Regions from separate parts of the Mus musculus genome. Here regions 1, 2 and 4 are each linked to region 3. The links are chromatin loops, found by intact Hi-C in ENCODE. Cell type or tissue: heart. All regions are shown on one strand. Each heading gives the region's core, and the rest is flanking DNA. Links, peaks and the distances in the headings are about the cores only.

Region 1 (8,310 bases), core at 2,327-4,826, 66 kb after region 3:
ACCTTTGTCAACATAACTGTCAAGACCTGGGTAAAATATTAAGGCCTAGATGTAATGTTTAGGCCTATATAAAATGTTAAGACCTATAAGGAAACGTTCTAATGTTGGCACCCAACCTCACAAACCACTCAAACACTAATCTCAACCAGATCGGGAGAGTTGATTGAGCGTATACCCCAGGACTGATCCAGCAGGACCTTAGTCCAGATTTGGGAACTGAACCTTGACCCTTAGTTAAGATCCTACAGGGGTTTTAAGCCCCAAATCCATAAACATCTGTGCCAAGTTATTCCACCAATCAGGATTTAGGGATAGGAGATTCCGTTAGGAACATGTCTTTGTTGTACATTGTCTAAAACATGATTACTTCTATTGGTTAGGGTATTCAACTGTGGCAGGGGATTTGTGTAGCCTTCAGGTCTTAACTTGTCTACACCAGGATAGGACTTGTGTTGTTTAACCTTCATCTCTTAACTTGTTCTTACCTAGGTCCTAACAATAACATCAAGAAAAGAAGTATTATTTAAATTTCTGGTGTAAATATTTCTGATGTCATCTAGTGGTACAATATATAGCCCACAATGAAAAATGATCACTACAGCTAAGAAAGTCAAATTCTCCCTGAGTTTTGGGAAAGAACGTGTAAGCCACACTACTCTGTCCAAACAACATAATATAAAACTGGAGAAAGAAAGAAGAAAGGAATATTGGTTCAAGTAAGTAGATAAAGTTCTGGGAGTAATCTAAGCCTTCATTTATGTAATCGAAGTGATAAGGCCTCAAAGTAATATTTAATTACTAAGATTGAGGTTTAATACCTAGCAAGGTGATGTACACAGAACAGGCACTCTGATGTATCATTCCAGAACAAATGGCTGAATTCATAGACATAACGTTAAGGGCACGTAGGCATTGTTCTTTCATACACTTGAACAGTTTTTTAAACTCCGCCATGTAGAGCCCATGACATTTCCTGGTTGGCAATGTTTTCCTTTTGATTTGAATCCCAGGAAATCTAACTCAAACAAAGGAAAGGAAGTACCATCCACCTTGAGAGAGAAAAGAAAACAAAGGCCCCCAAATAGTGTAGAGCAGAAGGAAAGCTCTGGTTTCCGCGCAGAGACACAGGGAGAAGAGGAATCTCTAGCAACTGCTTCTACCAAAAGGTTTTATTCCCATCCGAGAAATTACAAACCTGTTCTCCACTAAAGCGTGAGAACACTAGACATAAATATGTCTTTAAAGCCACACAGTGGTGACTGGAGGAGAATACAGACACTCTCTCTCAGTATGCACAACTAATATCAACAGTTGTAAACTCAGGCCAAGAAAAAAAATGCTTTTTCTCAAAAGCATCTCAGTGCCCTGAGGACTCAATAGAGAATCAATATGCACTCAAAGGTAACTATTCATTCTTTATAGGATCCTCTAAAAGTAACTCAAGCAAAAGAATACAAATATCTCCGGTTATTTTCACACAGTAAGATGCTAGCTTAGACCTAGACTGTCCAAAGCATTTAGCAAACTTCTGTCCTGTTTGTAAGGAAAACCAAACAAACAAAACAAGTTCTATGCAAGACAATGAAGATGCCAGCACACATTTTACATCATCTGACAGTGGCATCCTTTTACCAAAGGCAAATCTGAGGTCCTCTGAGCCTGCTCCATCCTTAGGACAGTCAATAGCATTATCTGCTGGGTGCTCACATCTCTGTTTTTGCATGAGGCCTTTATCTTATTTTAGCAACAACAACAACAAAAATGATGCAGGATGCCTATAACCTTGATGCTCACTGTGAACTTAAGCCACTTTTGCACAAGCCACTAACAGAACAAAAGCAGTGTGGTTCATTCTGGCTTGCAGTGCTTCTGCCAAATGGCAGATCTGAGGGGACACTTAAACTGGTACCGAACTGTACACCAGGTGAAATAGAACCTTAAAGCCAAAGCGGGAACACCCTCCCTTCCAAGAGATAAACAGGATGAAGGAAGACAAGGAGGAGGAGGAGGAGGAAGGAAGGAAGGAAGGAAGGAAGGAAGGAAGGAAGGAAGGAAGGAGAAGGTGAGGTAGCCGTACTTTCAAAAATAACAAATTAAATACAAGAAGTGCTAAAGTAATCAGAACTGAGTGGAATGTAGGCTTTCACAATTTTATCCCATGCTTCTGTCATTCCCATGGAAAATGTGTAAGGTATGGTAGAATAGCTGACATGGGCGTAGAAGACTTATCAAACCAGGGATTTAATTTTCATTACTATTTCATTTCTCTAAATGGTTGGAACTATAGTTACAGCAATAGTTATAGAAAACAAAATACTGACAACTGCTGAGGTTACATATTAAACTGCCCTGGGTCTGGCATGGTAGTTGCCAAAAGAAACCTGCAAAGAATGACAAAGCATTTTTTTTTAATTAACAAATGCACTTGCCTTGATTTTTGACTATGCAAAGCTAAGCATACATTTGAAACACATCTGTCATTGAAACTGAATTCCAGTAGGTCTCAGCTTTTAAGAATAGACTGCCCACACCTTTATCCTTAAGAATAGAAACATTTCTGCTGTTTACAAAATAATGAACAATATACATTACTTGAGACAAACGTGGCCACCAGATTTGCCTTTCTGTCTGCTTCCTGTCTTTCAGGGAAACCAAGCAATGTAAAACAAACACAGACGAAAGTGAAATAAAATCCCTGGTTTGGAAAGGGTACCTAGTAAACAACAAAGTAATCTACATAACAAAACCACCAACCAACACACCACAGGACAACAGTTGTACAGCATTACCCAGATTCATCTTTAATTATTTTCCCATTGGTTCAAAATATATGCTTGCTCTTAGGAGAAAAAGGAAGACTTGGTTAGTAAACGAATCTAGAAGTCTCTGATTTCCCAAGGTGCTATTGAAATTCCCACACCCTTATTTAAGAAGAGAAACACTTAAGGGAGGTGACTGGAAGGAAGTGCCCCTTACTTGAATTCTCAGTTGGATTTTCCCGTCTCTGTAATAGGTTCTTTCCAGTTTTCGTTCTCAAATCTCCAGAGAAGCAAGCACATACAGGCAAACAAGCGCGGTATATCTACCACTGAACATGGAGACAGCACCAACACCGGTAATCACAGCCAACCACCGTGACAGTGAGACCTGGGTGTCCTTTTAAAGAGCTTTGGAACCACTCACTGCCTTACAGCTCTCGGTTCCCACACAGTTCCACTTCCACCAAGAACTTTAAAAACAGAAAGACAAACCAGGTTGCACCCAAGAGACAAGAAGGAAAACAGAACGTGCGATTTGGAGACAAGGGTTTTACTGCAAAATGAGTAACGGTGGCCAGCTGCCCAAAAGTGTAGCCGTATTAGAAAATGCCAACCCAGTCTCCAGACACCGGTGTCAAGTCATGGAGAAAAGTAAGTAAATAATAGTGGCCACTGTTTTAAGAGTAAGAATAGTAATAACGATTGTCACCACAGCCTTCCGTACAGCTACACGTGGAGCCACTCCTCCCGGCTCCACCACTTCAGCCTCCGGGCATCCTGCGCTGCCCGCAGCAGAATTAGGGGCCACTGGCCTAAGGTGGCGAAATCAGTGGGTGGATCGAGTGGGCGGGGCAGATGGGCGGGGCTCAATGCCCCGCCCCTAGTTCCCGACGTGCCCAACCCTCGTGCGCCTGCGCTTCTTACCGGGCTAGCTGGGGGGGGGGGGTGTGCGGGTGCGGGGGGGTGGGGAAGTGTTGGGGGGCGGGGACTAGTTGGTGGTCCTTACTATGAGCGTAATTCGGCTGTAGCAGGGCTTGGGGATGCTGCTAAAGGAGCTGCGTCCAGCACAAACATGGAATTAGACCTAACTGGAGACCTCGCTAGACAGTCACTGGCAGCCAGGACTCAGGGATAAAGGAGATGGACGTGGGAAATCTGGTCTGTGTGCTTGAAGGCAGGGTCCGTAGGAGCTGGACACTTGGGGACTGGGGGGTGGTGATGGGGTCTCCCCACCAACTAGAAAAGGAAACTTGTGGCGGGCGGGCACGCGCTACCAGCCGACAAATCAGGAGCGAGCGCTGGCCTGCAGTTACCTTTCGCGGGTAAACCGCTCTTCTGCACCGCACCAGGGTTCCCTGCCTGCCGGGCATTCCGCGGAGCTGCACTGTGCCAGGCACTTTTGAGGTTGCCCTGAAAACAAAGACTTATTTTGGGCGGTGGGGCGTGGGGGGGGGGGCGGAGGACAGCTGGTGTCCTTATTTCCCTATTCTCTGGGATTCCCCGCCATCCTGGAACATCTCATTGTATTAAAAAGCCTGTCTTATTTTGGAGTTGCATAATTATGGACAAATTAAGTCAGCTGAGAGTTAAAACAAGCCATCGCCATACAAGAAAACCGTTTGTGTATGGTTAGATACTGTGGGATTTCAGAGGCCTTTACCTTCTTTTTTTTTTTTTTTTCCAAAATCCCTTCTAAGTCTATACTGATAATATTTGGGAGGTAGTGAATGAAATGCCAATGCCTATATTGCAGGGAGAGAGGTCACCATTTACTGACTGAAAATAGCGTTGGCTGGTTGAATTTCATACTCACACGGGAAATGTTAGCAAGGTCTAGATTAATAATAGAATATGTTTTATCTATATTAATTATTAATCTAAATTTTTAAAAGAAACCACCCTTCCCCGTGTAGCCCAGGCTGACCCTCCTGTCTCAGGCTTTCAAGTGTTGGGCTTACAAATGTATTTCCCAACTTCTAATTTTAAGCAAATTGGAAAGCAGGGGGATTTGGCTCAGTGATATGGCCTTGCATGAGACCAGAGTTTCAATATCCAGTACAGAAAGAAAACGTTAAACTTTTTGAATGCCTCTCTGTCTTTCTTAAGCTCCATGCTTAAGCCTGTATTAAAAATATGCCATTTTAAAAGTACTTCAAAAATAAATTTTAAATGATTTTTTTTACTCTTTCCCCCCCCCCCCTCCTTACAATGCTAGCCTGCTTAAACTCAGTATCATAGCAACTCAGAATGGTTTCCGTAAGGATATTTTCTAAGTGATAACCACTTCTTTTCAGTAACGATTCGTTCTCAGGAAGTTCAGTTCTCACTTAACCAGCAGCTATGAAAAAGAGCATTTATCGCTCACTCAAAACCCAGCAGCATCCACTACTTCTGCGAAGACCCTTACCTCCAAAGCTCCCTAAAGTACCTTTATTAAAAAAGAAAGTTCGTATAGTACATACAGGTATGTACAGATATGTGTATTAACCTTGGTGTGTTTTTTTTCCATAGAAATCCCTTGCTTTACTTAATTTACAATCTCAGTAAAGACAGTTACTAATAGCCATACGGAAAAATGTTTATCATAAGGTGACAACAACCAAGAATCAGTTCTATAGGTGTGCTCATTGATTGATCCTCATTCGTGGACTTGTCAAATATGAGTTTACTTACTGCTAAAATCCCCAAATCAATAGTTCTTCTGTTCATGGGAACGTGTGTTTAGATAAGCGAAAATACAAGTTCCACAACACGCATGAACCCAGTACACACCTGGATGACGCAGGATTGACTCTGCCTTCCTGTTTCAGCTCCTGTAATATAAACACGTGTTCCTTTCCTGGTCTACTTAATTCCATGGTTCTTTGAATTTTTTGTGCCCCCTCTTTTTTATCTGTTGGTTTATGATATCCATAAGTGTATTGTTGAAGCTCAGTCTAAACAAGAGAAAGCTGTAATGTGCTTAGCAGAGAACATCATGTCAGACGAACTTCCTTGATGTGTGCAGTATGCTTGGCTGTGAGGTCTATAGTAACAAACCAATGATATATTCTATATATTAGGAAAGTATATTTCATCATATCTATTCAAATAGTATGTCCTTAAATGCAGACCATAGAACCACACGATTATATGTGGATTGGTTGATGAAAATGTTGAGAACAGAGTCTTAAAGGAACCTGACCTTATAATTTTCCCTAGAAGTTCAGTGTAGGGTACTTGAGCATTTGCTAAGTCTAAACAAATAATGAAGATTGACTGTGTTTATTAAGCACACTGTAGGAACTGGTGATGAAATAGTCAACAAAACCAGACCTTGCTCATCATCTTCCACTAGTTTCTGTCAGGTGGGATAGGGGCCAGAGAGATGGTTCAGTGGTTAAGCACTGGCGGCTCTTCTTAGAGGACCAGGGTTTGATTCCCAGCAGCTACTTGGTGCCTCACAGTTCCAGAAGATCCAGTGTTCTCTTCTGGTCTCTGCAGGCACTAGGCAATCATGTCATGTAGGCAAAAACACTCCTACACATTTTTAAAAAGTTTTTAAAGATGAGCCACTTTTATAATGTTAAAGTTATCCTTTCATCTATGCCTATCAAAGATGTAAAAAAGCAATCTATCCATTACCCCCGAATCCGACAAAACCATTGTTGTGCCATTTCTACGTCATCCTTCCTGTGTTTCTGTGATGTCCCGTGTTTCTATATTTGCAAGCTGTTCTGTAAGTAGCACCCACGGCCCTGCAGATTGACAGCTCCTTACCAGGTTCTGTGCTGGACTTTCACTATTTGTCTTTGGTTTCACTCCATAGCCCAGTGCAGAATTTCTCGACGTTGGCACCACAAAGCTTATTTGCCTTTGCCATCTTGGAGAGTCTATGACCTTGACTAACATCAACCCCGAGTACTTTGTTCATAGTGGGTATTTGTGATATTTGCTCAATGAATGAACAAATATAAGTGGCTTAAGTCTAATTTATAAAATAAACATTATAACACGGAACCAGAACCTTCACATAGCCAAAAATTGGAACGTACCTGTTCATCGTACAGAATTTAATGACCTTGTTCCTGCTTTACATCACCTTTCCGTTGGCTACTAATAATGAGCTTCACAGGAAATGAAGACAGGAAGCAACAGGAGAAAGCAGCATTGGATACACTTGGATACATATGTGTGCACACAATGGTAGAGACCGGTGTAGTTAGCAGCTATGAGAAGCTGTAGTAGCAAGGCTTGAACCAAACCTTGACTTAAAGTGGGATACAAAAAAAAAAAAAAAAAAAAAAAGGAGACTGTGTGCTTTCTGCATGCAGAGGATAGTACTGGAAACGTATGAATAGAAATACCTTGGGGGGAAAAAAAGCTAAGGTCATGGTGAAATGGTTGGGTTAAGAATGCTGGTACACTTTGCTTAGGTGATAAGGCGACGCCAGCTCCCCCTTCAGTAGTCACTCCTTGGAGTCCTCCATACACAGCTCTCTGCCAAGTCCCCCTCAATTGGCTTGAAATGGGAAATTTCATGTCCCTCTCCAGCCACCAAAGGGAGAAGGGAGAGTCTGGGAACAGGGTTAACGTGGTGGCCATGACACCAATCACAGTCCCTCTCTCTCAGCCCAGCTCTGGCCTCATCCATAGAGGGGGAGTTGAGATGCTGGGTAGAGGATTTGTGTACCTTCCCGTTGAAGTTCCACCATACTGAATCCATTCCCTCCTCGCTGGAACGGAATGTTCATCGCCATTTATTGCAGTTAAGGCAACAGGAAGATGATGCCTGACATTCTGTCCCATAGGTAAGGAGAGGCACATCTGATGGACTGAGGTATCCAATAATGCAGGCTCCATAAATCTCTGGACCTAAGTGAGGAAAGAGTTCTTAGCAGAGACATAAACATGCAGTATCTTTTAGTCAGTATCAGCATGTCCCTATGTCTGAAAGGCTGCTTTTATGTTTTCATTTGGCATGAAAAAGAAATGTTGCACTTTACTAAATAATAATAAAAAAATTCAGATGGGGAAAGCTGATGATGAACGAGCCATTTCATCAAAAGTCCCTTTCGCCGTCTCTATTGCCAGAGTTTTAGTGACAACTGCCCCAAATCTCTTCTTTGTGTCTTGGACTTTTCCCCACGGTTTTTGTTCTTCCAAGAGTTGCTCCATCCTTTGTAAGTCGGTTAGCTTCTCAATTGTTTGCTCAAAGTATATTCCTATCAGTTTGACAGAAGTCCCCACAGCTAAGCGGATCTGTTCTTAGAAGGTGAATGAGAAGTAAAAAACAACAACAAAAAAACAGCCTTTAGCAGCTTTGTTTGGAGAGCTTAATAAATATATGCTCATCTCGCCCTCTAACCCTTTATTCTGTTTAGTTAAGGCTAGAGAACCGAAGGAGGAGACCTATGGAAAGTTCGATCCTGATGAAAGTGCTTTCGTGAAAATGGATCAAAATGTTTCTCAATCACAAAGACCTACCAGCACTCAAACCATCTGTCTTGACTATGACCATAAGGCACTCGAAAGAGTGGTTAACATTTTTCCACATCAACACCGTGTTCGC
Region 2 (2,500 bases), core at 1-2,500, 520 kb before region 3:
TCTCCCTCGGCCTTGCCAGGAGGTGGAGCCCTCCTCTGCTCTCCCAGAATGCCTGTGCCACAGAGATGGAGCTCTGAGGCCACTGGTAGCCACAGTGCACCTTCAATCCTGTGCGTTCCAGATTGACAAATTCCATTTCTATCTTCAAAACTTTAGATAATTGAGGAGAGTCTCCTGATAAAAGTTGTCCCTAGAGAAGCTCTGCCTTTATGTCAGGTTCTCCTCTTGTGCATGGCTTTGAGAGATAATCTCTACATAGGGATTAAAGGAGCATGGGACAAACAAGTTCCAGATAGGCAGAGCTAAGTTTTAAATAATGTTTGCAAGATTCATCTCTCACAGTTTTATGATTGATCATGCCTAAAGTCCCTGTTGGAGATGGTTAGCTAAACTGGAACATGTTTTGTATGGTGGAGTATTGCACAGCTGCTAAATTTAAAGATGTAAAACAATAAACATCACTTCCCTGTATTATGACAAATAAAGGGTAGCAGAAATAAGATATAGACTGCGGCCTTATGTAGCAGAGATGCCACCGAGCTCTCTGCCCTCATCCCTACACATGTCTTTATTATTTACAGGTTTGTTCAGTGAGATGTTTCTCAGCTCTTTAGAAAGATTTGGTCATACTCGATAGCCTTTTGTACTCTATCCCTCTAAGCCCCCAAGCCTTCTGTCCTTACTATCTACCGCCCTTTATGTAACTGTTTCCTACATGTTCTAATGTCTGTCTGCAAACCTTCAGTTTGCTTGGTCAGAGTTGCTAGCACATTTGGTTTTGTGCCTGAGAATCTGTAATTTTTGCCTTCCAACTTACAAGTTTTTTTTAAGGTACATTATCATTGCATAAATTGAACACCTAGTGTGTAGTAAATTAACATAATACTATTTTCCTAAGTTACAACAACTGTAATAAAGAAAACAAAGTCTATGTGACTCAGTTACAACTCGAAAAAGTGTTTAGAATGCACAGCATTTCCTATTTGTCTGCTGCTGTGCTCACAAGCCAGGTGAGCCTCCATACATGTGCTGTTGCCATGGTGATTGTGCTCCTTAGGAGTCAGTGGGGAGAGGGACTGAGAGCAGTCACTGAGTCCTCTTCTACTGCTTATGAAGGGTAACTTTATCTTTGCCAAATTTAATATGCAGACTTCATTAGAAATGTTTCAAAATAAAATTCTGCCTCAAGGAACAGCCTTACTTTATTAATACACAAACTTTTACCACAAGGACTATAATTATTATGCTGGGACTTGGTCAGGTCAGAGCTTTGAGAGCGCCACTTAAGTCTCAGGCTCTTTCAGATAGTCCTGAGTTAGCAGAAGGGCTTGTACAGGGACAGCCAGCACGCTGTTGGTGTCTGGTAATCCAGGACGGGGGTGCCAGGCCAGTTTATATTTGGAAGCTCCTTTTGTACTGTGTCTGATGTTGTGGATATCAAAACCATGTAGGCCAAATAGGGAAGGATGTCCTCCTAAGAGAGGCTAGAAGGCTGTGAGCAAGCCCATTCAGACTCGTTCTCGGAGCTTTGCTGTGCTGCTCAGTGTGGCTCTTAGGTGGCAGCATTGTTTTTTAATCTCTGTCCCAAGTTGAAAGTCTCGACTTCTCTTCCTAGCACTTGTGTGGTTTGCTCTCTTGGGTTCCTTAAGTAGACCAAGTCATAATGTTCAAAGTCCTACCAAGAATTTTCCAGAGAACTTTGACATGGGTAACCTGGAGAGAGCTCATGGTACTGCAGAGAACTATCACTTTGAGGCTGTAAGTTTGCATAGATTTAATGTTGAGTGATAATGTCTTTTATATGTTCCTATTTTGATTTAATCTGTGACAATATCCATTTTTTTTTTGTCTTATAATTTAGACTCAGATTGATGGACAACTTTTCTTAATTAAACACCTTTTGATTCTTCGAGAACAAATTGCTCCATTTCACACTGAATTCACCATTAAGGAAATTTCCCTGGACCTCAAGAAAACTAGAGGTACTTTGTTGTCCTGGCTGGCACAGTTGGGTGTATTTGACCTGTCCAGGTGTGTCAGCACAGGCTACAGGTTTATTTTATGTTCATCTGCAATTTCTTTTGCATGCTTTGCTTGCTAAATTTACTTATTCATACTAAACTAAGCTGTCAGTATCCTAATTACTTCTAATTTGTTTTATTTTCTTTATTAAAGGAGCTATATCTGAACATTTCCATGTGTGATACAGTTTAACTCTCTTGGGCCCTTCCAGATACTACCATTAGAAGCAGTTATGAGATGAAAATAACTATAAATAAATACCTATAAGACACATAGCAGTATCTGTGTCATCAAATTGAGGTTTATCTGGTACCTGAGAGTCAGGTTTTATTCTTGGCTCCTGTGTAGACTTGAACTAAGGGGCGGTTAGCTTCAATAACCCATCTTCCTCCTGTATAAAGGGAACAGAGTGACATCATCTTCCTTCCTTGATTACCAAGATCATTAAGAGTGAAACCAAAGATATGTCACTGTGTTT
Region 3 (8,310 bases), core at 2,935-5,434:
CCATTGTTATGGGAGGAGCTGGAGGAGGAGTATATATGTTTAAAATACCTTGTATAAATGTCTCAAAGAATGAATAAACAGAATATATTTTGAATAAGAAAGGCTAAACTTTGTCTTAGCAACTGCAAACAGTGCCTATCCACAAACTTATCTTTGACATTGAATCATCCTTTAAAAAAACTGAACTTTAAGACGAGTTAAGCAACCACAGCATTCGGACTATTAGAAGCGTCCATTAAGGCTGCTCCGTGTTAGCCTTTGGAATAAATATAAAACTCCTTTTTTCAATCAATATTTTTTGACCACTCAGCGTTAAGAATAATCATGATATTGAAGATGAAGACTCTAAAAGGGCCAATTTTGCCCATAAAGTTTTTAAAGGAGATTTGGCAGCGTTTAAAGCAAATTTTAAATGCAAATGAGGTCACTCCGTACAGGAAGCTCCCTGGGGCTCAGGCAGTTCCTGGGTCCTGTGCCTGGAACTGGTCCACTCCTACAGGGGAAGATGGGTCTCCATCCAGGTGGGTGTGCTTGCTTCTTTGCTTTTAGCCCTTTGGTTTGCATAGCAAATATCGACTCTACAACCCCAGACAGCTGGGTCCTTCCTCCTCACTGTATCCTTTGCCAGTCTTCTCTCAACTCACACATTCTTCCTCTGCCCCCGCCCATCAGCACAGCTTACCTGAGTAAGAGTGCTGGGTACCAACGCTGGACTGCTCAGAGGTGCCGCCAATCGCACAGATCCCTTCCTTCTTGTTGATAGCTTTTCGGAAGGTTTTGGCAACCTCGGTGCTTTTTAAGCCATGGAAGACCTGTTAAAAACATGTTTGGTTCATTTGGTTTTGATTTTGATTTTTTTGTTTGTTTGTTTGTTTGTTTGACCAACTCTTTGTTACACAGTTTATGCTGGCCTGGTGCTTACTATGTATCCCAGGCTGGCCTTGAACTCAAAAAAAATCCTCTTGCCGGGCAGTGGTGGCGCATGCCTTTAATCCTAGCACTTGGGAGGCAGAGACAGGTGGATTTCTGAGTTCGAGGCCAGCCTGGTCTACAAAGTGAGTTCCAGGACAGCCAGGGCTATACAGAGAAACCCTGTCTCGAAAAACCAACCAACCAAACAAACAAACAAACAAAACCCCAAATCCTCTTGCCTTAGGTTCCCAAGGGCAGGGATTAAGGAGGTGGGCACTGTGGTGGTTTGAATATGTGTGGCCCCATAGATTTATGTGTTTGAATGCTTGTCCCATAGGGAGTGGCACTATTAGGATGTGTGGCCTTGGAGTAGGTGTGGTCTTGTTGGAGAAAGTGGTCACTGTAGGGGTTGGCTTTGAGGTCTCCTGTGCTCAAGCTATGCCTAGTGTGACACACAGTCTCCTTTTCCTGCCTTTAGGACAGGATGCAGAACTCTCAGCTCCTTCTACAGCACCATGCCTGCCTGGATGCTGCCATGCTTCCCACAAAGATTATAATGGTCTGAACCTCTGAAACTGTAAGCCAGCCTCAATTAAATGCTTTCCTTTGTAAGGGTGGCTGTGGTCAGCGTGTCTTTTTACAGCAATAACACCCTAACCTAGACACACACCCAGGTAGATTAAGACATTTTTAGAAACTCAAGCTGTAGTCAAGGAAACCACAAAGGTAAGAACTGTACCAACGAGCCAGGAAGGGACGGATCGCCTCTCTGGATGTTTGTTGACACTGAGTTCAAGTTTCAAGTGCATGGCCTTGAATTCAGTATCATTGCTCACCTTGATAAACTCATCAAAGCTGATCTTTCCATCTTGGTCCAGATCACCTGTGGCCATCAGGTTTTCTGTGATTTCTCTCACTCGGTACCCAGGCAGAGGCAGGCAGGCGGCCTTGAACAAGTCATTTAGCTCATTGCAGCTGATGTATCCGTTGCCATCGGTATCTGTGACACAAAGGATAGAGTGAAGCTCTAAGGTAACTCGGGTGCAGTCTTTAGAAAGGCAAAGGGATACTAGAGGATGGGTGGAGCTGGAGAAAGATGACCAGGCATGGGTCTGACCCAGATAGAGGCAGAAACCTGCCAGGAGGCCTATTGCTCTTGGATCTAGACAGTCACATCACTTCCAACACCCACAGTAAAAGACTAATTCTAATTAAGATCTTGAAATTAAGGGGATACTAACAGGATATTTAGGAACGTGTGCAGGCATGTATGTGTGCATCTTCCTGCATGTGTGTGTGTCCACACATGTGTTTGTGTGTGTGTGTCTGTGTTGTGTATGTACCCATAAGGGCATATGTACATGTAGAGGTCACAGGACAACTTTGGGTGTTGTTCCTCAGGAGCCATTTGTTTTCCAACACAGGGCTCTCCCACTGAAGCTGAAGTTCCCCAACTGGCTAGACCAACTGGCCAGTGAGCCCCAGGGACTCACCTGTCTCTGCTGCCCCGTGTGGGACACCAGGCCCAGCATTTACGTGGGTGCTGGGGATCAAACTCAGGTCCTCACGCTTGAGTGGCAACATTTTACTGACTGAGCCCTACCTGCTTCTGCAATCCTTAGGAATTCTTAGAGAAACTTAAAAAGTAAACCACAAGGGGCTTACCAATAAGGAGTGGAAGAATATCAATATAAAGGAAATCAAAGGAAAGCAGGCAGAATGTAAATAAGGGCGTGTAGGGAACGCCTATGGGAAAAGGCTGCGGGCTCACTGTTTTAACTAGGAAGGACCTGTTTTCTCCAGCGCACCTTACTGAAACCAACTCTCCCCGGCTCTAATTCCTCCGAAAGCTGCGACCCTTTGATACAGTTTATCATGTTGTAGACCCCCAGCCATAAAATTATTTTCATTGCGACCTCACAACTGTAATTTTGACACTGTTATGAATTGTAATGGAAACACCTACGATTTCTAGATGTCTTAGGTGACCCCTATGAAGTTTGACCCCCCAAAGGGGTCGCGACCCACAGGTTGAGAACAGTGGTAAACAGTGACGGGGCGTGACGATGGGGGCGGGGGAGGGGGCGTGGGGTGGGGAAGAATCAGGTCCACTCACCAACTTTGGCAAAAGCCTCTCTGAGCTCCATCATTTCTTCGTCAGACACGGATCCTCTGGCCATTTTCACTGCTTTAGGTGACAGACCTGGGAGAAGAACGTCAGAGTGAGCACTGTGCATCTAAATTCCAGTAAGCTCAGAACAAAGCCTGTCTATTAGAGGAAGCCATGTTCGCCCCCACCCTCCATGACTTTCAAAGCCTCCCAGCCTCCCACGTGGGGTCATCAAAGACAGCTGCCTGCAATCTCTCCCCTCCCCGCACCACGAGGCAGCTCCTCACGTGGTAAGCTGTGCTTATCTATATTGACTTAAGGCTTAGTAAGTGCTTATCTAAACCGACCTTAGGATTTCTGTGACAATCAGAAGGTGATGGAGGGACTGGAAATTCCCACCTCCTTTACTTTGAAATATTCATTCTTGGGCCACTCATCCTTTGTCGGCCCCCCTCCCCCTGTTCTCATAGGGAAGTGAGAAGAATTAAGGTGAAGGAGAATTAAGTACCAGCCCCTCCTGAACTCCCAGCTAAGGGATTCACCTGGCAGCTGGCTGAGAAGGCCAGGGTGAAACTTCTGACCCATTTGAACTCTAAGCCAACATTACAAGGAACAGAGAAAGAGGTGGTAATATTGCTATATTTTGGAGTAATTTACCATATAGAAACATACAATTAAAACCTTTAACTTTTACATAAGTAACTTTACAAATGCCATCATGATTATCTTTAAATTAATGCTTGGCCACGCCCGTAGATATCCTTTATAAATTCAGAGAGTTCTGTGCATAAGTTTGACCATACACAGTCAAGGATGAAGGAAGGAGGTGACCTTCTAAAAATTCAAATATGAAAATCTGAAACACATCTTAAATGTTTTCTCAGAAACGTTTGCTGAGCAACCTGCTATCCCTACGCATCACTGCTGCCCCCTTGTGGTAAGAAAGTGAATGAACCAGAAAGGCTCCTTGCTACATTGGGGATGGAGGTTCCATTCGCCAGATTTCTTGATTGTAAATGGAGTAGGGAAACAGCAGATGAGATGTGTCTAACTATAATTTTATTTTGACCATTGTAATAAACTTATATATTTTAAAATATTTCCCATTTATGGCAAGGATACTTTAAACCCATTTTCTTTTTTATGTTTCCACATTATTCTGTGGTGTTGTGTTTGTTCTCAGTAACGACTGACATCCGTGCAAAAAAAGCAAATGTTATAACAATAAACCCCATGGGTCAAACTGCACCACACTTCAAACTGCATCACACATACCCGTGAAACCTCCATCCACTCTTATCTGCCAATGGGAGTGGCACATGTCTGCCAGTGTGAGTGAAACTCTCCAGCCACATGAAATGACAATGGCTCAAACTTTTGTTATCCAATATTTTGTTAATAAAATTCATGCATGAAAATGAAAATAAACAAATGCCCAGGCCACAAGAGTAAGCAAATAAAAGTAGCAAGCCTTAGAGTGTTGCCTGAGAAGCTCAGACTACTCCCCACCCAACAGGATCTTAGCTCCCATCATCGGTGGGAACTAGAGACATGGTTGAAAGTATCTAATATAGGTGCATTTTAACTCATTTAAGAGGCCTTTTTGCTATTGAAACTTTATTTTATTATCATTGGCCTTCTATATCTAACAAGATAGTGGTATGATGGGTTCTCTGGGGGGACCCAGGACATGCTGAAGGACAAGTGTACAAACACACATGATCTCGTTCACAGAGCACAGAAATTCTGAAGAGACATGCACTAGTGATCGGACCACCACCTTCTCTCCATTCCCTCTCCTTCTCCATTCTCCTCTTATAATCAGATTTCCAAAACTCATTTGAATAGAGGCATCTTCAAGCCAAAGAACAATAAACATAGATGCAGCAAGCAGATGCAGTCAGCGAGGAGTTTCAGCAGTCAATGGATGCCTAAAATCTGTCGCACTTTGCTAGTAAGTGGCTGAAAGTTAAACTCCAGCTCTCTAAAAGCTAATGCTAAAAAGAACCATAGGCTCATAGCAAAATCCTTACCAGGCACTAAGAAGAGGGATTTGTGGGGTGCAGTAAGCACCATATTTTACTGTCCCCCGATGACTCTCAGTATAAGCTGACGGTATGCATTAGTACAATTATTTTCATTTTATAGAGAAGGACACAGAAGCTGGGAGAATCTAAGACTCACATCTCAGCAACATTCCAACTCTCATTTCACTCCCCTCTTCCCGGCTGTGCACCCAGGCTCCACTCCACCATGCCTTTCTCTCACTCTCTGCACTTGCTCATAGATCAGCAGTCGCTAATAAGCATCTTGAATACCTTAGCTAGTGGGGCATTGAATGTGAACATCATGAGCCTGTCTGGGAATTGCAGAAGAGGAAGTTTGCACTTCTGCATGTTATGCAATGGAGGCCTCTGTTATAGGAAAGTTGCTGTAACTTTACTAAGTTACTATGGCTGAGTTGGCTCATCTCACCTCAACAAGACCAACACCGCACATGCGCATTCATAGCAGGGTCTCCCTAACACACTGCGGCAATTCCTAGAGGCCACAGCAAGTCTGGTTCTACAGCTGTCAGGCAGGCCTCCTTGTTAGACATCCCACACTTGGTATATAGGTGTCCATAGGTGCTTACGTTCCACACATATTTTATGAATGCCTACTATAGGTCAGGCCCTGCTCTTTCTTCCAAGGGAAGCCTGACCTGGTTAGTAACGGAAAAGCACAGCACAAGGACTGTGGTTGAGACGAGTAAACTGGGTCGTGGAATCTAAACCTGGCCCTGGGTTTGCACACAAGAGTGTCCGATTATTGGACACTGTGAGAGACTGCTGAGAAGTTCAAGTAGAAATAGAAATGAGATTGCACTGTGTCAAAAACAGAGCTAAGAGAACTGGAGAGATGGCTCCGCAGTTAAGAACACATACTATGCTAACAGAGGAGATGTATTTGATTCCTAGCACCCACATCGGGTAGCTCGGCAACACCTGTAAGTCCAACTCCAGGGGCCCCGATGTCCTCTGGCCTCACCTGTACAAACGTGGTGTGCATAAACTCATGCAGGCACCCACATATACATAAATAAAAATATAAATAACTTTTAAAGAACAGAGCCATAGAAGCAATAGAAGAACCATCGAAGTGGGAAAAAAAAAAACCTTCAAAGGTCATGGTATAATGAAGGAGAAATGTTTTAGTATAAATACCAAATGTCTCCAAGCATGGTGGCATACCTCTTTATCCCAGCACTCAGGAGGCAGAGGCATGGGGAAATCTCTGAATTTGAGACCAACCTGAACTAGTGAGTTCCAGGACCACAGAGGGGAACCCTGTCTCAACAAAACAAAGCAAAACAAAACAAGCAAACCAACAAAAACCAAAACAACCACAAAATAAAACCAATATGTTGGTCAGGAACAAATGTCTAATATAATGTAACATACCACCTAACAATATTCTCTTTAGAGGTTTGTGGGTGGGAAGATCAACTTGGAGATGAAAATAGTGGAAATAACTTCATGTTTAAAAATCCTCAAGTCTTCATTGGTTCAATAGCTTTGAGAAAGAAAGAAAGGAAGAGAGAAAGAAAGGAAGGAAGGGAGGGAGGGAGAGAAAGATGGAGGCAGGGAGGGAGAGGAAGGGAGAGGGAGGAAAGAAGGGGGGAGAAAAGAGTACTTAAGCAGTATAAGAAATGGGCTGGTAAGAGGGTTGGAGCTGACAGCTTAAGTTGCTGTGGCCACTGTGGGCTGTGTAGGGCCCAGACTTACACAAATCATTGTGTTTCTTTTACCTTCATGCTGAGCAGGACCTAGAAAAACAGCTCCACTTTTAGAGACTGGAGCATCAGATGAAGTTTATTACAGTTTTCTGATTTATGCACGGGGTAAACTGTCATGCAACCACGTGAAATGCTTTGTGCACAAATGCTCCAAGGCCGTTCCAGTTGGTGTTCCCAATACAGAGAAGAGAAGAGAGAGGGTGAAGTTACCCCTAAAAGTCTCAGTGACTTTGACAGAGAGGAGACTCTTCAGCTAATTAGACCAAGTGCGGTGTGGAAAGGAGAGTGCTTCCCCAGCGTGGGGCAGGACATGATTAATGTTCTAACATGCACACCAGCCATGTCTAAGAAGGACATCGCTGCAGTAGTGTCTAATTTTAGATATCGTACATAGTTTATGTGTTTGCCTGAGGGGACTGTGCCCATTTTCATTCCTGCAGTTAGAAGGAGTGGACTATCTTATCACCACCTATTATCCAGGTCCTCAGGGGAAGGTGTCGCTTTGCAATACTAGCACCATATAGGCAGCAGTAAAGGCTCCTACTTGGGTATCAGGAGCCCAAAAAGAAAGAAGGCACGTGTCTTCCAGGGCACGAGGGAGTACTTTCAATTGAGCTTTACAGACTCTGTTGTGAGTATGGTTCATACTATTTATTCTTTTTGCTTCTAGGGCCTATATATATTAATCATGTGTTCTTCCACTGAGCTATATCCCCAGACCCTGCCCGTGCCTTACCTTTTGGTAAAACATTTAATTGTATTTTATTTAGTGTGGGGGAGTGTATGGCTGTGGGTGTGTTACATCGAACAAGTAGGGGTAAGAGGAAAACTCGAATGAGTCCGTTTCTCTTCTTTCAGCATGTGGGGACCCAGGGATCCAACTCCGGTCGTCAGGCTGAGTCCCAATCACCTTTACCTGCTGAGGCATCTCACCAGCTCACGTGTCCCTTTCTAATGACCACACCAACTAACAATGCTCTGCCAGGAAGCATTTCAACTAGCAGTAAGCTCAGGACCTTCCCTTATGGATCCCTACCCAAACCATTAGATCTAAGAGAACGAATCTCAAATCATTTCTCTGGGTCACTTCTGCTTTCCCGTGGGGACTTTGGCCTTTTCGATCCATCGCCATAGAATCCCAAGACAGTTGGCTAAAGAGATCGCTAGGTTTTTTTTTTTTTTCTGTTTGTTGTTTACTTAATTTTAAAACTAGCTCAATACCTCCCCAGCTGCCGAAGCCACAAAGTCTGCTCCTTCTCGACAGACAACAAGGTTTGTGAGAATGAGTTATTACCGAAGAATTTTGACTCAAATTGCCCAAGGACCAGATGCAGAAACCGCGTGTTAGGTGTTTACCACAGATCACAGTGCTGAGGGATTTGCAGAAGAACACGGCTCCTCTAAGTGAGTGTGGACTTAGGAGTGGGGATTTCTCAGGTTTCAGAACTGATTGTGAAAACAGCAGAAAGAGGGGGGCAGCGGCCTGTCCCGGTGTGGTGACGCAGGCTAC
Region 4 (8,310 bases), core at 2,692-5,191, 570 kb before region 3:
GTGTAAGCTGAATAAACCCTTTCCTCCCCAACTTGCTTCTTGGTCATGATGTTTGTGCAGGAATAGAAACCCTGACTAAGACAGCCTCCTAGAGATGGGAGGGTGGTATCCAGGATGGAGAACTATGTCTTGTGTTTGTTAATTCTGGCTTGAATTGTGTATCCTATTGGAAAAACTTAGAGGGGCAGGAAATAACTATGTGTGTTCTTCAGGTGGTACCCGCCTTCCCGAGTTCTTTGCAAGGAATGTTTATGCGTTTTACTTGAGCGGGCAAACTGACCCCACATTGGCATTTTCCTCAGGTTAAGTAGGGCCTCAGGCTTCCACTTAGGGACGTAATAATTACCTCTGATTTCAAGACCCAAGTGTGCTTTTCTTAACATCTTTTTAAATGTGAAGATATTCATTTTAAGCTGGGTGTGGTGGTGCATGGATTTAATCCCAACAGGAGGGAGGTAGAGGCAGGTGCCCTGGAGGCCAGCACAGCCTACATATGGGGCTCCAGGACAGCAGGGCTACAGAGACACCCTGTCTCAAAAGAGCAAACCGGAAAAGTAAAATTAAAAAAAAACATTCTAGCCGTAGTGTCTGCCTTTGCATGGAGTGAGGGGGAGGCGCGCAGGGGTCCCTCTGAGGGTTTCTGATGCGTAGGTTGGCTTTCATCTGTCTGCATGCCCACATGACAGGATTGCACCCGCAATGCTGCGCCAGGCCTCCTATGGAACCATCAAGATCGGCACGTACCAGAGCCTGAAGCGGTTAGCTGTGGAACGCCCAGAAGGTGAGCGGCCCCCTGTCCACCTGCAGAGAGTCAGTGGGTTGTTGGTTGCTTTGTTCCAGACATTTTGGAATGAGTTTTCAATTATTTGGTTAATTTTCTACCAGTAAAGAAAAGACTGGGTACAAAGAGTAAACAAACTGCTCATACTGAGCCAAGCCGGAGAACGTGTGTGAGGAGCTGTTTGTACAAATGTTTTAGTCATTTGCTTTTTTTTTTTTTTTTAAAGATTTATTTATTGTGTATACAATGTTCTGTCTGCACAGCCAGAAGAGGGCGCCTGATCTCATTATAGATGGTTATGAAGCACCATGTGGTTGCTGGGAATTGAACTCAGGACCTCTGGAAGAGTAGCCAGTGCTTTTAACCTCTGAACCATCTCCCCAGCCCCCCATTTGCTTTTTGTTTGTCTGTTTTTTCGAGACAGTGTTTTTCTTTGTAGCCCTGGCTGTCCTGAACTCAATTTGTAGACCAGGCTGGCCCTGAACTCACAGAGATCTGCCTGCTTCTGCCTTCCTCAAGTGCTGGGAAGAAAAGCGTGCACCACCACACCCAGCCCATCATTTGTATTTTTAAATCCGTGCCTCCCTAACTCCCCTGACCTCCCCCACCTCCTGACCCCTCCCAACATTATGTTTCTCCTTTATGAAACATTGTTTCCTATGTTCCAGACTCTAATTTGTGCACTGTGTATTTGTGAGAGCATCCACTGCAGTGCAGTTGACTACCAGCTGCCGTACTCTTAAAGGACAACAGCTCTCACCGTCCCAGAAGTCGTCAGCTGTCAGCAGCTCCTCAGCTAGGGGTGGGGACAGCCACTTGTCTTTATGCTCACAGTGCTTAGCCACATGCTACACTGTTTCTGCTTGTCAACTGAATTTCCTAAAATTGAGTGAATTACAGCCATTTTCAGGAAGGCACAGCATGAATACATGTCTTACAGTTAAGAGCTCTGATAGCTGCACGAGACTGGGATAAATATGAATATTTACAAGGCAATTGGACTGCGTGTCCATCTAGGCAAACAAAGATGAACAGTAGATAGTTATTTTAAAATAAATCGCTTGATTCACAGAGCATATAATAATATTCAGGTGAACAGGTAGAGTGTAATGTTTTTATATTGGAGTCACTTACAGCAAAAACTCTTACATACAAAAAAACCCAATCACTGTGTCTTTGTAGATGAAACCCTGCTGGTCAATGTTGTGTGTGGAATTCTGTCTGGAGTCATATCCTCAGCTATTGCTAATCCGACTGATGTTTTGAAAGTAAGTCCTGGCTGTGTGGTAGGGCACATTCCACACTTATGTACTTACTGCAGCGAGTGCACTGGGCCACTCTTACTGATCATACTGCCCTTGATATTAGTCACTTTCTCTAGTAGGGCATGTGGTGTGCATCCTTAATCCCATCACTTGAAGACCAGGTGTAGCCTGTTTCTCTATGAGTTACTGAGTAGGAAAAAAGGGTTTTCTTTTGAGACAGGGTGTGTGTGTGTGTGTGTGTGTGTGTGTGTGTGTATGTGTGTAGCCTTGGCTGTCTTGAAACTCACTCAATCAATAGACCTCCTAGTTTCAGACTTGTAGAGATCCACCTGTCTCTGCCTCCTGAGTGCTGGGATTAACAATGTGTGCCACCACTGGCTGACTTATTGCCAGTTTTCCCCAAACACCGTTACACCATTAAGCACTAGGTGGGTGGTTTTCTTAAGAGTCTCTGATGGTGGGGGTGGAGAATGGGCCAGTTTCCTTCTCACGTCGTTCTTTATGATCTGTAGATCCGAATGCAAGCACAGAACAGCGCTGTTCAAGGAGGCATGATAGACAGCTTCATGAGCATTTACCAGCAGGAGGGGACTAGAGGACTGTGGAAGGTGAGCCTCGCTGCAGTCTAATCCAAGTGTCCTCGCGGCGTAAGAAGAATGCCACTTCCTGCCTTTGAAGATGCCTTCTTTCTTTGTTTCTCTGTCTATAAAATGAGAACATGAATATGCTGTGGTTTTAAAGTGTCTTTTGGTTAGTACATACACAGGGTTTTGTGATAGCTGAGTACCGTTTATTTGATCTTTACTTTCTGTTGTTTCAATTCTTAGAATGTCCCCTGGGTCCCTGTCTCTTTGGGTGATTGGCCTGTTCAGTTTCATGACTTAGGTGAAGTCGGTGTTTAGGCAAGTGCCCATGAAGAATGCTATTTCCTAGGAACCCCATGACTCAGGGCTCATTGGTTCACAGAACAGACCCTCCCTAGACCCTGGTATGATCCCTCAGTGTGACAGAGAAGCTGGAGGCTTTCAGGCATGGTTTGCCCTAGCCCCAGGCTGGCCAGAGTCAGAACTGCCCTCCGAGCTTTCAGAGTTCTTGCTTGGTTGCCCTTTTCTGCTCTGTCGTGCCACGCTTCTCCCTAGTGGCAGAACTGGCAGCGGGTGGGATAGAACTGCCCACACCTCGGCCTTGTCTGGAGGGATGCGGAAATCATTTGCTGTTCACGTTTCTCCCCAGGGTGTGTCCCTCACAGCCCAGAGGGCAGCCATTGTGGTCGGCGTGGAGCTTCCAGTCTATGACATCACCAAGAAGCACCTGATACTCTCAGGCCTGATGGGAGACACTGTCGCAACGCATTTTCTGTATGTTTATGGATTTTAAAATTAATATTTTAGGTATGCATGAGCTTGGTAGGGTGAAAATTTTACATAAGTTTATGGAAGTTTTAGAGAAAGTATTGTAATAGTGTGGTATTTTCTTATTTGAAAAATTATAACTCAGAAGTCGAATGGGATGAGGTGAAGTCTTTGCCTTTACACAGGTAATTATATACCTGTATGTGTACAAACTGTATGTTTGTAAGCACCATGGACTTTATAAACAAATAAGGTCATGTTTGCATTGTATTACTTTTTAAAAAGTGACAACACAACCCAAATACATTTTCACTTCAGCTCTTACACCTTAGTCATTTTTGATTACTGTTTGTGTATGTGCCTGCAGAGGTCAGAGGGGTGTTAGAGCCCAGAGCCAGAGCTCCAGGCACTTGTGAGCCTTTAGGAAATCTAACTTGTATTCTGTAAGAACAATACACCCTCTTAAGTGCTCAGACACCTTGCCCGTCCTTAATTTTTGCTGTTGTTGTTGTTTTTTTTGTTTGTTTTAGTAATTGCAGCTTATCACATTTGTATGAACATATCATAGATCATTTAATCTGTGTGACTTGGTCTGGACAGGGACACTTAGCCTAGTGTGGCAAGTGTGCTGATTCTCACCACTAGGGGGAGCGCTATTCACAACTCTGTATGCCGCAAGCACAAGTAAACCTTTGTGCGAATAGAACAACTTCCCAAACAAAGAGTGACCAATTCAGTGTGTGAGGAATGCCGCGCTGGGAAAACCTCTGAGCTGATTGGTGCTGATAAAATAAAACCCGCAGCAAAGTTAAACTCAGTGGAGTTGAGTGTGAACAGAAGGAAAGTTCAGGAGCAGGAGCGCTCGCTCATGATGAGAATGGTAGAGAGCAGCACCCACAGTGTGCAGGAGTGTTTATGGCCAGAGACATGGGAACGGCGGCAGACATAGCATCTCCCTGAGGTTCAGCGTAGGACTTCCCAGCTCTCACGGGAGTGAAAGCGTAACCATTCCATTTTATGTTTTATATAACTCAGCAAGTCATAGGAATTACGTTACGGTTATTTATGTTCACAGGCAAATATAGGCTAACTATAACTCAGTTTAGCAACGGTACTCAGTGTAGCCTATGGTAGTCTAGTGAGACTGAAAGTCTAGGACAGTGTTTTGCAACCTGAGGGTTGAACGACCTGGGGTTGCCTAAGACCATCAGAAAATATAGGTATTTACACTCTGATTCATAACAGAAGCAAAATTGCAGTTATGAGGTTGCAATGAAAGTAATGTTATGGTTGGGGGTCTTCACAACATGAGGAACTGTATTAAAGAGCCGCAGCATTAGGAAGGTGGAGAACCACTGCTCTGTAGAACCCAAGACCATGGATGGGTGTGCAGTGAGGCGGTCTTATGTTTTATTTATTCTTAGGCCTATTTTTTTTTACATGTATGAGTGTTTTACCTGTGTGAGAGTATGCATATATGTATGTATATATGTATGTATATTCACTGTGTACATGCCTGGTACGTGCAGAGAACAGGGCATCAGAACCACTGGAACTGGAGTGTGCTGGGTTCTAAACCCAGGTCCTGTGTAAGAACTAGTGCTTTTAACTACTGAGCTACTTCCAGCCCCAAGGACCTCATTCTTGGTGCAGTTTGTGTAGCTTCTCCATATTTGTTTTGAAGGAATTCTGAGAGGAAGCTGTCTCATCTCCCTCCTTTGTAGCTGTAGCTGAGTGGTAGCTCACTTCTTGTCTTTTCCAATCCTGTGTTCTCCAACAGCTCGAGCTTCACCTGTGGCCTGGTGGGGGCCTTGGCCTCAAACCCAGTTGATGTTGTGAGAACCCGCATGATGAATCAGAGAGCCCTTCGAGATGGCAGATGTGCGGGCTATAAGGGTACCTTGGATTGCCTATTGCAGGTAAGTGTCTCTGCTGGATTGTCGTGCACACACACACATACACACACACACACACACACACACACGCACACAGGCACACATACACACACACACACACACACACACGCACACATACACACACACATACACACACGCACACACATGCACACACATACACACACTGAAGTCACTATTACGTTATGATAAGTATTAAAACTAAGATGAGTGAGCCCATAGAAGACAGAGTCTCTCAGTAGTGCAGCCCTGACTGTCATGAAATTCTGTCTCCCAGGTGACCGTAAACTCACAGAGATCCACCTGCCTTTGCTGAGATTAAAGGCCTGTGCCTGGCAGGACATACATAGCATTTTGCCACACTAGGATTGGAAGTCCAAGATTTACATGACATCTTATAAATGGAAGTTCATTTTCCACACACACCTCCCCAGCTAGGAAGGATGCTAAACTAGTAACATTTTCCGGGTTATATGACATCTTATAAGTGGAAGTTCATTTTCCACACACACTTCCCCAGCTAGGAAGGATGCTAAACTAGTAACATTTTCCGGGTTATATGACATCTTATAAGTGGAAGTTCATTTTCCACACACACCTCCCCAGCTAGGAAGGATGCTAAACTAGTAACATTTTCCGGGTTATATGACATCTTATAAGTGGAAGTTCATTTTCCACACACACCTCCCCAGCTAGGAAGGATGCTAAACTAGTAACATTTTCCGGGTTATATGACATCTTATAAGTGGAAGTTCATTTTCCACACACACCTCCCCAGCTAGGAAGGATGCTAAACTAGTAACATTTTCCGGGTTATATGACATCTTATAAGTGGAAGTTCATTTTCCACACACACTTCCCCAGCTAGGAAGGATGCTAAACTAGTAACATTTTCCGGGTTATATGACATCTTATAAGTGGAAGTTCATTTTCCACACACACCTCCCCAGCTAGGAAGGATGCTAAACTAGTAACATTTTCCGGGTTATGTGACATCTTATAAGTGGAAGTTCATTTTCCACACACACTTCCCCAGCTAGGAAGGATGCTAAACTAGTAACATTTTCCGGGTTATATGACATCTTATAAGTGGAAGTTCATTTTCCACACACACCTCCCCAGCTAGGAAGGATGCTAAACTAGTAACATTTTCCGGGGTCGTGAAACTGTTCCTTTTCCAAAGTGGACCTTTTTCCTCTTAGTCAAACTGGAACAAATATTCCCCTCCAGATGTGCCTCACAGGAGTAAATGAGCCCTACCACAGTTCCCACTGTAGAGAACTGTTTGGGGCAGAGGGAGGTGTTCTGCTGCCCCCTGGGTTGCCAGTGGCCAAGGCTTCGGGGTGCTTTGCAGGTCTCGGCACGATGCTGACGCTTCTTAGTCTCCAGGATTGCTTCACATTTTCAGAATTACATTTTCATTTTTTTGCTTTGGGGCTAGGGGTGGTAAGGGCAGTGGTTGTTCGTATGTACATATGGTCCCTTGGCATGATTGTTAGAGGTCAGAGGTCAAGTGGGAGGAGTCAGTTCTCTCCTTCCGTTATATGGATTCGGATGATCAAACTCAGGTTGGCATGTTTGACAGCAGGTGGCTTTGCCTGCTAAGCCTTCCACCAGCCTTTCCCTTCTTTATTGGAGGCAGGATCTTAATATACTTAACTGGCCCTTAACTTGGTGGGTAGCCGAGTGTGACCATGAACTTGTGGTCCTCCTGTCTCTACCTCCCAAGGGGTGAGATTATAGGCATGTGCCACCACACTGGGTTTTATGTGGTGCCAGGGAGTGAGCCAGCTTATTACCTGCTGGGCAAGGACTGGACCCCCTGAGCTCCATCCCCACTCCTCTGATATTGCTTTAATGAGGCAGACAGGAGACTTGGGAGGCAGAGGTGCTATGAATGCTATCTTCATCAAAATTGCTTACTTATTTCTGGCTTGTTTAGCAGCCCAGATGGCATGGAAGCTAATGGCCTGTTCTTAGAACTAAGTAATATTTAAGTCTGATTTCTTATCCATTGAGTTCCTGCTTGCCTGCTTTGGGAGGGGTTCATCTTCTCTGTGTGCAGTGGTTGTCATGCAGAAGTCTTTAAGGAACAAAGAGACAGAAAAGGTCTTTAGTCAGTCCTTCTAAAAAGGGTTATATTTTGTTTTTGAGTAAGCACGTAAAATGTATTCATTTCTCTCTGTTCTTTGATTAAAGCTGAAAATATTCAGCAGTTCTCTGTAATATTGAGCGTTTGAGTAGAATTAATGACCGAGAAGAGCTCAGCCTTCTGCATGGCCCCTGATGGTTTTCTTTTAAAAGATTTTATTGATTTGTTATATATACATATATAAATATGATGGGTACACTGTTGCTGTCTTCAGACACACCAGACAGAAAAGGGCATCAAATGCCATTACAGATGGTTGTGAGCAACCACGTAGTTGCTGGGAATTGAACTCGGGACCACTGGAAGAGCAGTCAGTGCTCTTAACCGCTGAGCTATCTCACCAGGCCCCCTGATGGTTTTCATTGGAAGGATATTGTAGTCTGTAAATGGCATCATCATCCAAAGCTCGTTGAGTCCACTCAAGCACTTGATTTCGCTCCATCCTCTGCCTCTAGATTGGACTAGGTCTTAGGAAATTTCGCAGACCAGTGGCTGCACTTCCCCTTCTGAGTCCCCTGCCTCCAGCAGCCAGGAGATAGTTCCATTAGGAACTGCAGTCCTCCTGGGCTGAACACTAACTTGACAGGCACCACACACGGGCTGGTTATATATTCATCACACTACCAACCTTAGGCACTGTGGGCTGTGGGTGGCAGGGTGGGTGGTAGGTGGTGGGTGGTGGCCCGAGCAGCACTGTGGGGACACTCCTTGCCACAGCTGAGGGCAGTTGGAAAGACCACTGTGGCAATTTGGGGTTTCCCCAGGCTCAGCAGAGACAACCCGTGGGAGTCAGTTCTATCTTCTACCATTTAGGTCTTAGGGGAAACATCCTCAACTTTTGGATTTA

The links. Hi-C counts contacts between places; a loop is a spot of excess contacts. Peaks named below come from ENCODE experiments on the same cell type or tissue, not always from the same donor. Only the 100,000 strongest peaks of a DNase experiment are listed, where the experiment ranks them.
Region 1: a loop joins it to region 3, with 2.1 times the contacts of the local background. A loop is called at or near these places in 5 of 42 quality-filtered maps.
Region 2: a loop joins it to region 3, with 11 times the contacts of the local background. A loop is called at or near these places in 14 of 42 quality-filtered maps.
Region 4: it touches region 3 in a loop (4-fold over the local background); 3 of 42 quality-filtered maps call a loop at or near these places.

What each region holds. Positions count from the first base shown.
Region 1 is chr14:75,126,378-75,134,687 of GRCm38, reverse strand. Lrrc63 (leucine rich repeat containing 63) reads left to right here and starts at 3,805. Exons shown (of 10, transcript NM_027581.1): 1 at 3,805-3,917; 2 at 5,054-5,223; 3 at 8,123-8,310. The coding sequence starts at 5,100. It also overlaps a transcript of Lcp1 not described here. In heart, for the core only: no CTCF peak of the experiment used is centred there; a DNase peak (open chromatin) is centred at 3,627; H3K4me3 peaks cover 1,949 bases; H3K27ac peaks cover 1,564 bases.
Region 2 is chr14:75,719,174-75,721,673 of GRCm38, reverse strand. It overlaps Cog3 (component of oligomeric golgi complex 3), which reads left to right. Exons shown (of 23, transcript NM_177381.3): 17 at 1,862-1,982. Among named protein-coding and RNA genes, the nearest start is that of Cog3, 34 kb to the left of the region's middle. In heart, for the core only: no CTCF peak of the experiment used is centred there; a DNase peak (open chromatin) is centred at 1,353.
Region 3 is chr14:75,192,882-75,201,191 of GRCm38, reverse strand. Lcp1 (lymphocyte cytosolic protein 1) reads right to left here. Exons shown (of 17, transcript NM_008879.4): 3 at 3,029-3,115; 4 at 1,749-1,912; 5 at 683-812. The coding sequence starts at 3,092. Among named protein-coding and RNA genes, the nearest start is that of Cpb2, 45 kb to the left of the region's middle. In heart, for the core only: a CTCF peak has its summit at 3,947 (motif pointing left); no DNase peak of the experiment used is centred there.
Region 4 is chr14:75,763,910-75,772,219 of GRCm38, reverse strand. Slc25a30 (solute carrier family 25, member 30) reads left to right here. Exons shown (of 10, transcript NM_026232.3): 4 at 687-781; 5 at 1,964-2,049; 6 at 2,559-2,654; 7 at 3,280-3,404; 8 at 5,179-5,317. Among named protein-coding and RNA genes, the nearest start is that of Cog3, 14 kb to the right of the region's middle. In heart, for the core only: a CTCF peak has its summit at 4,029 (motif pointing right); no DNase peak of the experiment used is centred there; H3K27ac peaks cover 326 bases.